Linked DNA regions of Homo sapiens: all the other regions are linked to region 2. A link is an interaction called in ENCODE POLR2A ChIA-PET data of the cell type or tissue named here. Cell type or tissue: OCI-LY7. All regions are shown on one strand.

Region 1 (4,000 bases), 380 kb after region 2:
AGACTGTTCACAGCATGAAATTATCTACTTTACATGGTTATTATCTGTCTCCCGTATTAAAACAATAAAAACGGGGAGGGCACGGTGGCTCACGCCTGTAATCCCAGCACTTTGGGAGGCCGAGGTGGGTGGATCACCTGAGGTCAGGATTTCAAGACCAGCCTGACCAACATGGTGAAACCCCGTCTCTCCCAAAAACAGAAAAATTAACCAGGCATGGTGGTGGGTGCCTGTAATCTCAGCTACATGAGACGCTGAGGCAGGAGAATCGCTTGAACCCAGGAGACGGAGGTGACAGTGAGCCGAGATCATGCCATTGCACTCCAGCCTGAGCAACAAGAGTGAAACTGTCTCCAAAAAAAAAAAAAAAAAAAAAAGTGTCTCCTGTGCTTTATAATAATGACTGGAGATATTTGATCAATATTTTTTGTACAAATGAATAAATAAATGAATTTTAGAGATATTCTGTTACATGCTAAAGGTGTTTATAGGCCATGAACAGTGACTCACGCCTGTAATCACAGCATTTTGGAAGGCCAAGGTTGGAGGATAGCTTGAGCCCAGGAATTCGAGACCAGCCAGGGCAACATGGCAAGACCTATCTCTATTTTAAAGAATGGATGGATGAATGAATAAATAAATAAGTTTATATTTTAGGCCGTACAGAACTTTCTATAAGCTACTGATTTCCCAGAAAAAACTATCTCATGGCTATACACTAAAATCTCCAGCTTGTTTTTCTCAGGAGTGAGAAGAGGGATCAGGTAAGAAAGCCTAAGATGATTTAGCACAAAACACGTACTACTGATATGTGAGTTATTAGTGTCACCATACTCTAAGAGTGTTGATTTTGGAAGGGACCATAAAGCTCACTCTACTGAAAAGAGTGAGGTTCAGTACATTAAGATCATACAGCTACTATCTGACCTCAAAAGTCTTATTTCCTCTCAGCATGGAAAAACCTATACAACCCTAAGCTGAAAATTATATAACAACACAAGAAAAAAATACCAATTCTATGAAGAGTTAATCATGAGGAGTTTATCACTTCTCCATAGCAACGGTTATAAGGAAAGGATTCTAAGTAAATGGCTCCCTGGTAGTCATGTATGTTCAACATAAAGTGTCAATACTAATTTAGCATACAAGAGTCATTTGCTGCTCCTTATTTGGGCATTCCAAAGTTAATAACCCTTCAAATGAGCATCAATAAGATTCTAGTATCTCACAAGGCTGAGTGAAGGACATCTGAAGAGCAAGATTCCTCCATAGTAATTAATTATAAAACCCCCCATTTTTTTTTTTTTGAGACGAAGTCTTGCTCTTGTTGCCCAAGCTGGAGTGCAATGGCGTGATCTCAGCTCATAGCAACCTCCGCCTCCCGGGTTAAAACCATTCTCCTGCCTCAGCCTCCCTCCCAAGTTGCTGGGATTACAGGCGCATGACACCACGTCCAGCTAATTTTTGTATTTTTATTAGAGATGGGGTTTCACCATGTTGGCCAGGCTGGTCTCGATCTCCTGACCTCAGGCGATCCACCCGCCTCGGCCTCCCAAAGTGCTGGGATTACAGGCGTGAGCCACAGCACCTGGCCAAAACCCCAAATTTTTATAGTCTGAGAATTAAATGTGCTGAGGAAACTGAGTACCAGGAGGCAAATGGGCTGGGGAGCGTTTTCTGAAAAATACAATATACTCTTGAAAGTATCAGAAGCACAAATAAGCTTTGTCAACAAGATAAAGTAGTAACTCATCTGTGAAACAGATATTTTATTACAGAAAACTGGCAAAGAACTAGACTGACTAAAAGGATAAGCCTGTCAAAACATTCACTATGTGAGGTAGAAAGAAAACGCTAATCTAGCTTAGCTAGTGTGTGAAATCATACAAACAAGATAACATATAATTTATCATGGGGTCAGTTTAAAGTTGTTACGGTTTTTTAGGGGTAATACGTTGAAGGCATTCTTTTGGGTATAGTACGTGTGTAACATTTCGTTTCTTTAAGAGATAGGGTTTCATTATATTGCCCAGGCTAGTCTCAAACTCCTGGCCTCAAATGATCCTCCCACCTCAACCTTCCCAAAGTGCTGGGATTACAGGCATGAGCCAATGCACTTGGCCTGTATGTAGTATTTCTTACATAACTATTTCAGAGGGAAAAATACATACACCAAGCCCTTTATTTCAAGATTTATCACTTGGCTGGGTGTGGTGGCTCATGCCTGTAATCCCAGCACTTTAGGAGGCCGAGGTGGGTGGATCACCTGAGGTTGGGAGTTGGAGACTAGCCTGACCAACACGGAGAAACACTGTCTCTACCAAAAATACAAAATTAGTCAGGCGTGGTGGCACATGCCTGTAATCCCAGCTACTCAGGAGGCTGAGGCAGGAGAATCACTTGAACCCGGGAGGCAGAGGTTGCGGTGAGCTGAGATCGTGCCATTGCACCCCAGCCTGGGCAACAAGAGCAAAACTCCGTTTCAAAAAAAAAAAAAGATTTATCACTTTCATAATTAGGAAAAAAAAAGCATTTGGTTGTATCAAGATTTACACTAAAAAAAACTTTTTCATCCCCAATTTTGTATGACTAATAAGTCGTATACACAGTACTTACTTCACATGTAGAGAATTGCCTTAGACTTGTCCTAGAATATTACGTCTTAGAATCCTCACTGATTCTTCTCACCTCTTATACCTAACACCTAGTATTTTCCATTCTTACTCATTCACTATTAATATTTCAGTGAGAACTCCCTCGTTTCTGAAGAATACCAGACCTCTCGGAAGCAAATCAGAAATCTTAGTCCAAATTCATAAATCCAATAACCTGTTCAGTCTCTGGAATAACAAATTTTTTAAATCCTATTTTATATATTATGCAGTCCATTTCTATTTCTTCTAAAACAGGAAAATCAGTGATTGTCAAACAGGGCATCACTGCCACCTCTAACTCCTCTCTCCCAGTGCCTTTGTAAATGTGTGAGGTGTTTCTAGTTAAGACAATGGGGGTAGGATGGGGACGCTACTGGGATTTATAGGTAGTGCCACTTATGCTAAACATTGTACAATGCTGAAGATGGTCCTAAACAATCAAAGTGCTCCCCCAGTGCCAATGGCACATAATAGTTACTTGATTAATGTTGAATTACTCAATGCATTCCAAACTTCATGCATGAATCTATCCACTTCTAGAAAACAAACAAACAAAAAGATATAAACCTGAGAGTGGTCCCAGTTTGGGGTTTGTTTCTAGTGGCTGCATTACAGACAAAAGCAACGATCTGGCCGGGTGTAGTCGCTCATGCCTGTAATCCCATCACTTTGGGAGGTTGCAGTGAGCCAAGATCGTGCCACTGCATTTCAGCCTGGGTGACAGAGTGAGACTCCATCTCAAAAAAAAAAAAAAAGAAAAAAAGAAAATAGCATAGGCTGGGCACAGCGACTCACGCCTATAATCCCAGCACTTTGGGAAGCTGAGGAGGATGGATCATTTGAGGTCAGGAGTTTAAGACCAGCCTGGCCAACATGGTGAAACCCTGTTTCTACTAAAAATACAAAAAAATTAGCTGGGCATGGTGGTGTGCGCCTGTAATCCCAGCTACGTGGGATGGTGAGGCAGAAGAATCACTTAAACCTGGGAGGCAGAGGTTGCAGTGAGCCAAGATTGCACTCCAGCCTGGGCAACAGAGCAAGTCTCCATCTCAAAAAAAAAAAAAAAAAAAAGAAAAGTAAAGAAAAGAAAAGAAAAAAAAGAGAAAAAACAAGGAACAATGCTTTGGAGACCTTATTTGGCCAAGATACTAAACTCCAAAAATAGATAGTTCAGTCTGAACAGTTCTACTCTATTTTGAATACAAAATAATCACCAATACAGACAGTGATTTAAACATCATTCCCTAGAAATCAGATAAAACTCCTGCTTTCCAGTCTTGAAATATAATGCAAAACGGACCAAAGCTGTATTTCATTCAAAATAACACAACCTGCCAATGCCAAAT
Region 2 (4,000 bases):
ACAGCCTAGAAGAGCTTTCAAGTTGGTGAATTTATCCACATTCAGTGGTGCAACCCAACTCCATGCAGACGGAAGCTCCTGCACTCAGGACCCTTCCAGGCCTCGCCCTATTTACCTCTTCATCTGGCTGTTTATCCTTTATAATAAACACTGGTTTATTATATAAAAACAGGCAGAAATTCTCCAGATGTCTCCCAGTAATGTCCAAGTTTTTATCCCAGTGTCACAAAGAAATACCAATGATGAAACAACATGACCTACCCAGGACAACCTACAACGACCTGAAGACATTTACTGGGGAGCTGTGTTGTTTTCATAATATCTGCTATCGAGTAAAACTGAAGAGTGGCTTTCTACTTGATCAAAAAACAGTTTAAAAAGAAATATTAATGAATATCAAAGGAGTAATGAAACCTGGCCTCAACGCCATTCTGGTACACACAGGTGGAGGCAAACCATGGTTGTTAGATGTCTGAGCTGCAAAGAAAAGATCCACATGATTATCTGGAGATGTTTTGATAAATGGAGTACCTCAATCTGCCAATTTCAAATGTAATTCACATTCTGTGGTACAGGATGATATCATCATGGGCACTCTGACAGTGAGAAAAAATTTACAGTTCTCAGCAGCTCTTTGGCTTTCAACAACTATGACAAATAATAGAAAAAAAAATTGAATGAATTAACATGGTCATTCAAGAGTTAGGTCCAGAAAAAGTGGCATTCCAAGATTGGAACTCCATTCATGGTGTGTCTGGAAAAGATTACACAGATCTTCCTCATTACTTTAAATTTTTAAATTGTATATGTTTAAGGTGTACAACATAATGTTTTGATATACATATAGATGGTGAAATGGTTACCATATCAAGCAAATCAACAAATCCATCATCCCACAGCTATCCTCTCTTTTTGTGATGTTGAACATCTTTTTATATACCTGTTGGCCATTGTATGTGGCAAAAGCACCTAAAATTTCCTTTTAGTAAAATTCCCAAGCAAAATATTATTAACCATAGTTCTCATATTGTACATTAGATCTCTAGACTTGTTCATCCTATGTATCTCTACTTTGTATCCTTTGACCTACACCTCCCCCTTTCCTCTACCATCACCACCACCACCACCACCTCTAGTAACCACTATTTTATCCTGTTTCTGTGTACTTGACTTTTTTTTTTTTAGATTACATATATAAGAGAGATCGAGCAGTATTTTTCTTTTTGTGTCTGGCTTATTTTACTTAATATAATGTCATCCAGGCTCATCCATGTGTGGTAAATGGCAAGATCTCCTTCTTTTATAAGGCTAAATAATATTCCTCTGTGTGTATGTATGCACACCACAGCTTCTTTATTCATTTGTCTGTCAACGGACACATAGATTGTTTTCATATCTTGGCTATTGTGAATAATGCGACAATGAACAGGTATCTGAGGCGGTGATTTCACTTCCTTTGGGTATATATTCAGAATGGGGGTTACTGGGTCATGTGGTAGTTCTACTTTTATTTAGGAATTTCCATACTATTTTTCACAATGGCTGCATCATCTACATTTGTACCAACAGTTGTTATCTCTTACCAAAGAGAAGTCATCCTAACAGGCATGAGGTGATATATCTCATTGTGGTTTTAATTTGCATTTCCCTTGTGACTACTGATGTTGAACATCTTTTCATGTACCTGTTGGCCATTTTTACGTCTTCTTTGGAAAAACACCCATTCAGATCCTTTGCCTTTTTTTTTTTTTTTTTTTTTCAGACAGAGTCTCACTCTGTCACCCAGGCTGGAGTGCAGTGACACAATCTCGGCTCACTGCAACAACCTCTGTCTCCCAGGTTCAAGTGATTCTCCTGCCTCAGGCTCCCAGGTAGCTGGGATTACAGGTGCATGCCACCATGCCCAGCTAATTTTTTTGTATTTTCAGTAGAGACAGGGTTTCACCATGTTGACCAGGCTGGTCTCAAACTTCTGACTTCAAGTGATCTGCCCACCTTGGCCTCCCAAAGTGCTGGGATTACAGGCATGAGCCACCACGCCCGGCCCATTTCCATTCTTTTGCATGTGGAAATCCAGTTTTCCCAGAACCATTTATTGAAGAGACTATCTTTTCCCCACTGTGTCCTCTTAGTGCCTTTGTCAAAAATTAGTTGGTCATATATGCTTGGGTTTGTTTCTAGGCTCTCAATTCTGATCTGCTGTTTTTATACTAGCACCATACTGTTTTAATTACTATAGCTTTTAATAGAATTTGAAATCAGAAAGTGTGATGCCTCAATGTTTTCTTTCTTAGGATTGCTTGTATATTCAGGGTATTTGTGGTTACATACAAATTTTAGAATTGTTTTTTCTACTTCTGTGAAGAATGTCATTAGAATTTGGATTGGGATTGTGTTAAATCTGCATATTGTTTTGGGTAGTATGAACATTTGAACAATATTAATTTTTCCAAATCATGAACACAGGATAGATCTTCCCATATGTTTGTGTCTTCTTAATTTCTTTCATCAGTGTTTTATAGTCTTAAGTGTCCAGATCTTTCTGGTTAAGTTTATTCATAAGTATTTTTTTTCTTGAGACAGGGTCTCTGTAAGCCATGCTGGAGTGCAGTGGCACAATCACAGCTCACTGCAGCCTCGACCTCCATGGCTCAAGCAATCCTCCCACCTCAGCCTCCCGAGTAGCTGACACAACAGGCATGGGCTACCACGCTAGGCTAATTTATTAAGTATTCTTTATGCTACTGTAAATTGGGATTATTTTCTTGATTTTTTGGATAGGTTGTTACTGTGTACAGAAATGCAACTGATTTTTGTGCACTGATTTTTTATCCTGCAACTTTATTGATATCATTTATTAATTCTAAGTTTTTTTTGTAGAGTTTTTGGGGTTATTTACATATAAGATCATGTCATCTGCAAATGGACATAACTTCTACCATTCAGCTAATTGTATGCCTTTTTTTTTTCTTGTCTGCTTGCTCTTGCTAGCACTTCCATTACTATGTTGAATAGAAGTGATGAGAGTGGTCATCCTTGCCTTGTGCCAGATCATAGAGAAAAAGTTTTCATTTTTCCACACTGATTATGACACTGGCTTTGGGTTTTTCATAAGCAGTCTTTATTACGTTGAGTAAATTTCTTTCTACATCTAAAGTTGTTGCCAGTTTAAAATAAGCTATTCTAACTACAATTTATTCTACATAAGCCTCATGGTAACCACAAAGCAAAAAACCACCCCAGATAAACAAATAATAAAGAGAAAGGAATCAAAGCTCAGCATTATAGAAAATCACCAAATCACAAAGGAAAACAAGAGTAAGAAAGGAACAAGGGCTCTACAAAACAACCAGAAAACAATTAACAAAATAGCAGAAGTAAGTCCTTCCCTATCAATAATAAGCTTGAATGTAAATGGATTAAGTTCTCCAATTAGAAGACACCGAGTGGGTGAATGGATTAAAAAAAACTAAGATCCAACCTATATGCTGCCCACAAGAGACTCATTTTAGCTTTAAGAACACATACAGGCTGAAAGTGGAAGAATTGAAAAAGATATTCCATGTAAACAGTAACCAAGAAAGAGCAGAGGTGGCTGTACTTAGACAAAATAAAGTCTAAAAACTGTCACACGAAACAAAGAAGGCCATTATTTGATGATAAATGGGTCAAGCCATCAAGAGGACATAACAATTATAAATACATATGCACTCAACATCAGAGCACCTAAAGGTATAAACCAAATTTTAATAGACATGAAGGGGGAAAATAGATAGCAATATAAGAATAGTAGGGGACCTCAATATCCCATTTTCAACAATGGATACATCAACTAGACAGAAAAGTAATAAGGAAATACTAGGCTTGAACTACACTTAGGACCAAATGGGCCCAATTTTCCATACAACAGTAGCAGAATACACATTCTTCTCCATTGCATATGTAACATTCTCCAGAATAGATCAGATGTTAGGCCACAAAACAAGTCTTAACAAATTTA
Region 3 (4,000 bases), 52 kb after region 2:
CTGCCACATATTTACCCAAGAAAAATGAAAGTAGTTGCCTACATGAACACTTATATACATGTATTCATGGCAGCTTTATTTGTAATAGCCAGAAACTGCAAACAGCCTAAGTCAACCAAATAAATAAACTGTGGAATAATCATGCAGGGAAATACTACTCAGAAATAAAAAAGGATATTGATACATTAAAAACGTGGATATATTTCAGCTGGGCATGGTGGCTCACGCTTGTAATCCCAGCACTTTGGGAGGCTGAGGTGGGAGGATCACTTGAGGTCAGGAGTTGGAGACCAGCCTGGCCAACATGATGAAACACCATCTCTATTAAAAATACAAAAAATTAGCTGGGCATGGTGGTGAGCGCATGTAATCCCAACTACTTGGGAGGCTGGGGCAGGAGAATCGCTTGAACCCGGGAGGCTGAGGTTGCCGTGAGCCGAGATCACACCACTGTACTCCAGCCTGGGTGACAGAGTGAGACTCTGTCTCAAAAAAAAAAAAAAAAAAAAAACTTGGATATATTTCAAACAAATTATGCAGTGTGAAAGAAGTTAGACTAAAAAAACACTACAAACTGTATGATTCCATTTAGATAAAATTCTAGAAAATGCACACTAATCTATGGTGACAGAAATCAGATTGTTGGTTTCATGGGTGGAGAGCTTCAGGGAAGTGGACAGAAAGGGATTACCAAAGACAAGTGGCAACTTTTGGGGGTGATGGGATACGTTCATTACCTTGTGATGGTTTCACAGTTGTATACGTGTCAAAACATCAAATTGTACTCTTTTAACTGTGTGCCATTTATTGTATAGAAATAATATTTTAGGGGCAGGTGCAGTGGCTCACGCCTGTAATCCCGGCACTTTGGGAGGCCGAGGCAGGCAGATCACCTGAGGTCAGGAGTACAAGACCAGCCTGGCTAACATGGTGAAACCCCGTCTCTACTAAAAATGCAAAAAAATTTAGCTGGGTGTGGTGGCGTATGCCTGTAATTCCAGCTACTCAGGAGGCTGAGGCGGGAGAATCGCTTGAACCCGGGAGGCAGAGGTTGCAGTGAGCCGAGATCGTGCTCTCCACGATCTGCACTCCAGCCTAGGTGACAGAGCAAGACTCAGTCTAAAAAAAAAAAAAAAAAAAAAAAAAATTTAATAAAGCTGTACCAATTCTTTGGCCTAATAACTTTATTTGGAAAATTATGTACAAGGAAGTTCAACTAAATAAGGCATAGTTACATAAATTATGGTACATCCATACTTTGGGATATTATACAACCTTAAAATCTATTTTTTTACATTAATCTCTTACTAATATAATTAAAATTTTAAATCCTGAGATGAAAACAGAGAAAGGAAGAATAGTGTAGGGTGTCTAGTGGTCTTAGCCACTGCTGGGCACAACTACATAGTCTGTGCATCCAAACACCAGGTACAGCAAGCACACCCTGCTAGGGAGATGCAAGAGACTGTGCTCAAAGCCTGCTGGGGTAACCTTCTACTGTGGGAAAGTGGAGGGGCTTAACATCATTATTTCTTATTGATTGATTAATTGAGACAGAGTCTTACTCCGTTGCTGAGGCTGGAGTGCAATGATGTGATCTCACCTCACTGCAAGCTCCGCCTCCTGGGTTCAAGTGATTTGCCTGCCTCAGCCGCCTGAGTAGCTGGGACTACAGGAACCCACCACTACACCTGGCTAATTTTTGTATTTTTAGTAGAGACTGGGTTTCACCATGTTGGCCAGGCTGGTCTCAAACTCCTGACCTCAGGTGATCTGCCCACCTCGGCCTCCCAAAGTACTGGGATTACAGGTGTGGGCAAATCATTATTTCAAAAAATGTTAAACGATACGAGAATATGCTCATGATACATTATGTAAAAAAAAACAGAATACAAACAACTGTATACAGTGTCGATTACTGATATAATTAGAGAAAAAAAAAACACGGGAAGGAAATAACCCGAGTAGATTATAGGTAGTTGTATCCTTCCTTGTAGACAAATTTTCTACAATATGCATATTATTTTACATTTTTTATTATTGAAGTATAATTTACATATAATGCAAAACACAGATATGAAGTGTACAGTTTGATCAGTTTTGACAAAAGCATACACCCATTTAACCCATACCTCTCTCTCAAGATATAAAACATTTTCATCTCCCCAGAAAAAGTTGCTTTGGGACTTTCTCAGTCTATCTCCCCAGAAGAAATCATTGTTCTGATTTCTATCACCATAAATGGAATCATTACAAAACTTTTTTTTTTTTTTTTTTGAGACGGAGTCTTACTCTATCTCCAGGCTGGAGTGCAGTGGTGTGATCTCAGCTCACTGCAACCTCTGCCTCCTGGGTTCAAGCAATTCTCCTGCGTCAGCCTCCTGAGTAGCTGGGACTACAGGCACGCACCATCATGCCCAGCTAATTTTTGTATTTTTAATAGAGACAGGGTTTCACTATGTTGGCCAGGATGGTCTCAATCTCTTGACCTCGTCATCTGCCCGCCTTGGCCTCCCAAAGTGCTGTGATTACAGGCGTGAGCCACCGCGCCCGACCACAAAACATTTTTTTAAAGTCAGTAAATGTCATTTTTAAAAATATAAGGCCAACTGCAAATGCCTGGAACTGTTTAACACCCAACCAGACCCTAACTGATTCAGTTAGAAGATCTGAACTCTGTATGGAAAGCTTCCCTGTATCAAAGATCTGGAAAGATACTTCACCACCAAGGGCACAGGGAGGAGACATGGATATAAAACACATACATGGAGAAAAAAAGTCGCTTTAAAGAACAGGAGAAAAGGCCATGCTTCTAACCTTTCTTAGGGCTAGCAAGCTGAGAACTCCACACGCTGTATGCAAGGATTCCTCTTTGGAGGACCCTTTCAAAATGGCTTTGTTGACACCTACACAGCACAACCAAGCCCCCTTTCTACCACACACTGCTCCTCACCCAGAGTCTCTGGCCTCCGAGTGGAGATCCGCAGGCTTTCAGCAGGGATGGGGCCAAGCTGCAGCAGTGTGCCAGCCAGCTGCTTCCCAAGGTGGCCACCTCCAATGATGCCCACCTTAAACTCTTCAGGAGTGGCTGAATTAAGGGAGCCAATTGAGAGATGTCTGGAACTTTGATTCTTATTTAATGATGCTCTGGAGAATGAACACACAGACACGTACATAAATACATGCACACACTAGTTTTTCTTTTTTTTTTTTTTTTTTGAGACAGAGTCTTGCTTTGTCGCCCAGGTTAGAGTGCAATGGGGTGATCTTGACTCACCGCAAGCTCCGCCTCCCAGGTTCACGCCATTCTCCTGCCTGTCTCCCGAGTAGCTGGGACTACAGGTGCCTGCCACCACTCCCGGCTAATTTTTTGTATTTTTAGTAGAAACAGGGTTTCACTGTATTAGCCAGGATGGTCTCCATCTCCTGACCTCGTGATCCACCCGTGTTGGCCTCCCAAAGTGCTGGGATTACAGGCGAGAGCCACCGCACCCGGCCTAGTTCTTCTTAACTGTCATTCTCTGACATTTTCTGCTTTGTCATTTAAGGTGCTTGGTGGCACCTTAAGTACTTCGGAGATAAGACATTTCAACTGTGTGTCATTTATCCAGCCTCACTAGGGAATGAAATGTTCCTCCTGAGTTAATTTTCCAGAAACAAAAGTATAACCCTTTTCAAGGGACCAAAATTTAAAATGTTTTAAATGAACATACTTTGTTACATGTATTATGCTTGCCTGGTTAAACAGTCTGAATATTTAATCATTTCACTGGCTCAGGACACCACTGTGAACAGCCACTATTATACAGCATACTGTAATGTCTATAACACATTGTGGGCCAGTCCCCTCATGTTTTGTTTGTTTCTGTGCAGACAGCTTTCAATTTTTTTTTTTATTGTGGTTAAAAAACACATGCTGGGTACGGTGGCTCACATCTATAATCCCAGCACTTTGAGAGGCCAAGGCAGGCAGATCACTTGAGCTCAGGAGTTTGAGACC

The links. Peaks named below come from ENCODE experiments on the same cell type or tissue, not always from the same donor. Only the 100,000 strongest peaks of a DNase experiment are listed, where the experiment ranks them.
Region 1: POLR2A ChIA-PET joins it to region 2 with 5 read pairs; 2 of 35 experiments call an interaction of 5 or more read pairs at or near these places.
Region 3: POLR2A ChIA-PET joins it to region 2 with 9 read pairs; 6 of 35 experiments call an interaction of 5 or more read pairs at or near these places.

What each region holds. Positions count from the first base shown.
Region 1 is chr14:77,740,742-77,744,741 of GRCh38, forward strand. The region is part of intron 3 of SNW1 (SNW domain containing 1); the gene reads right to left. Among named protein-coding and RNA genes, the nearest start is that of SLIRP-OT1, 18 kb to the right of the region's middle. In OCI-LY7, no CTCF peak of the experiment used is centred here; no DNase peak of the experiment used is centred here.
Region 2 is chr14:77,359,236-77,363,235 of GRCh38, forward strand. The region is part of intron 1 of TMED8 (transmembrane p24 trafficking protein family member 8); the gene reads right to left. It also overlaps the pseudogene LOC100422225. Among named protein-coding and RNA genes, the nearest start is that of TMED8, 16 kb to the right of the region's middle. In OCI-LY7, no CTCF peak of the experiment used is centred here; a DNase peak (open chromatin) is centred at 1,636.
Region 3 is chr14:77,410,981-77,414,980 of GRCh38, forward strand. NOXRED1 (NADP dependent oxidoreductase domain containing 1) reads right to left here. Exons shown (of 6, transcript NM_001113475.3): 2 at 2,954-3,147. Among named protein-coding and RNA genes, the nearest start is that of NOXRED1, 11 kb to the right of the region's middle. In OCI-LY7, no CTCF peak of the experiment used is centred here; no DNase peak of the experiment used is centred here.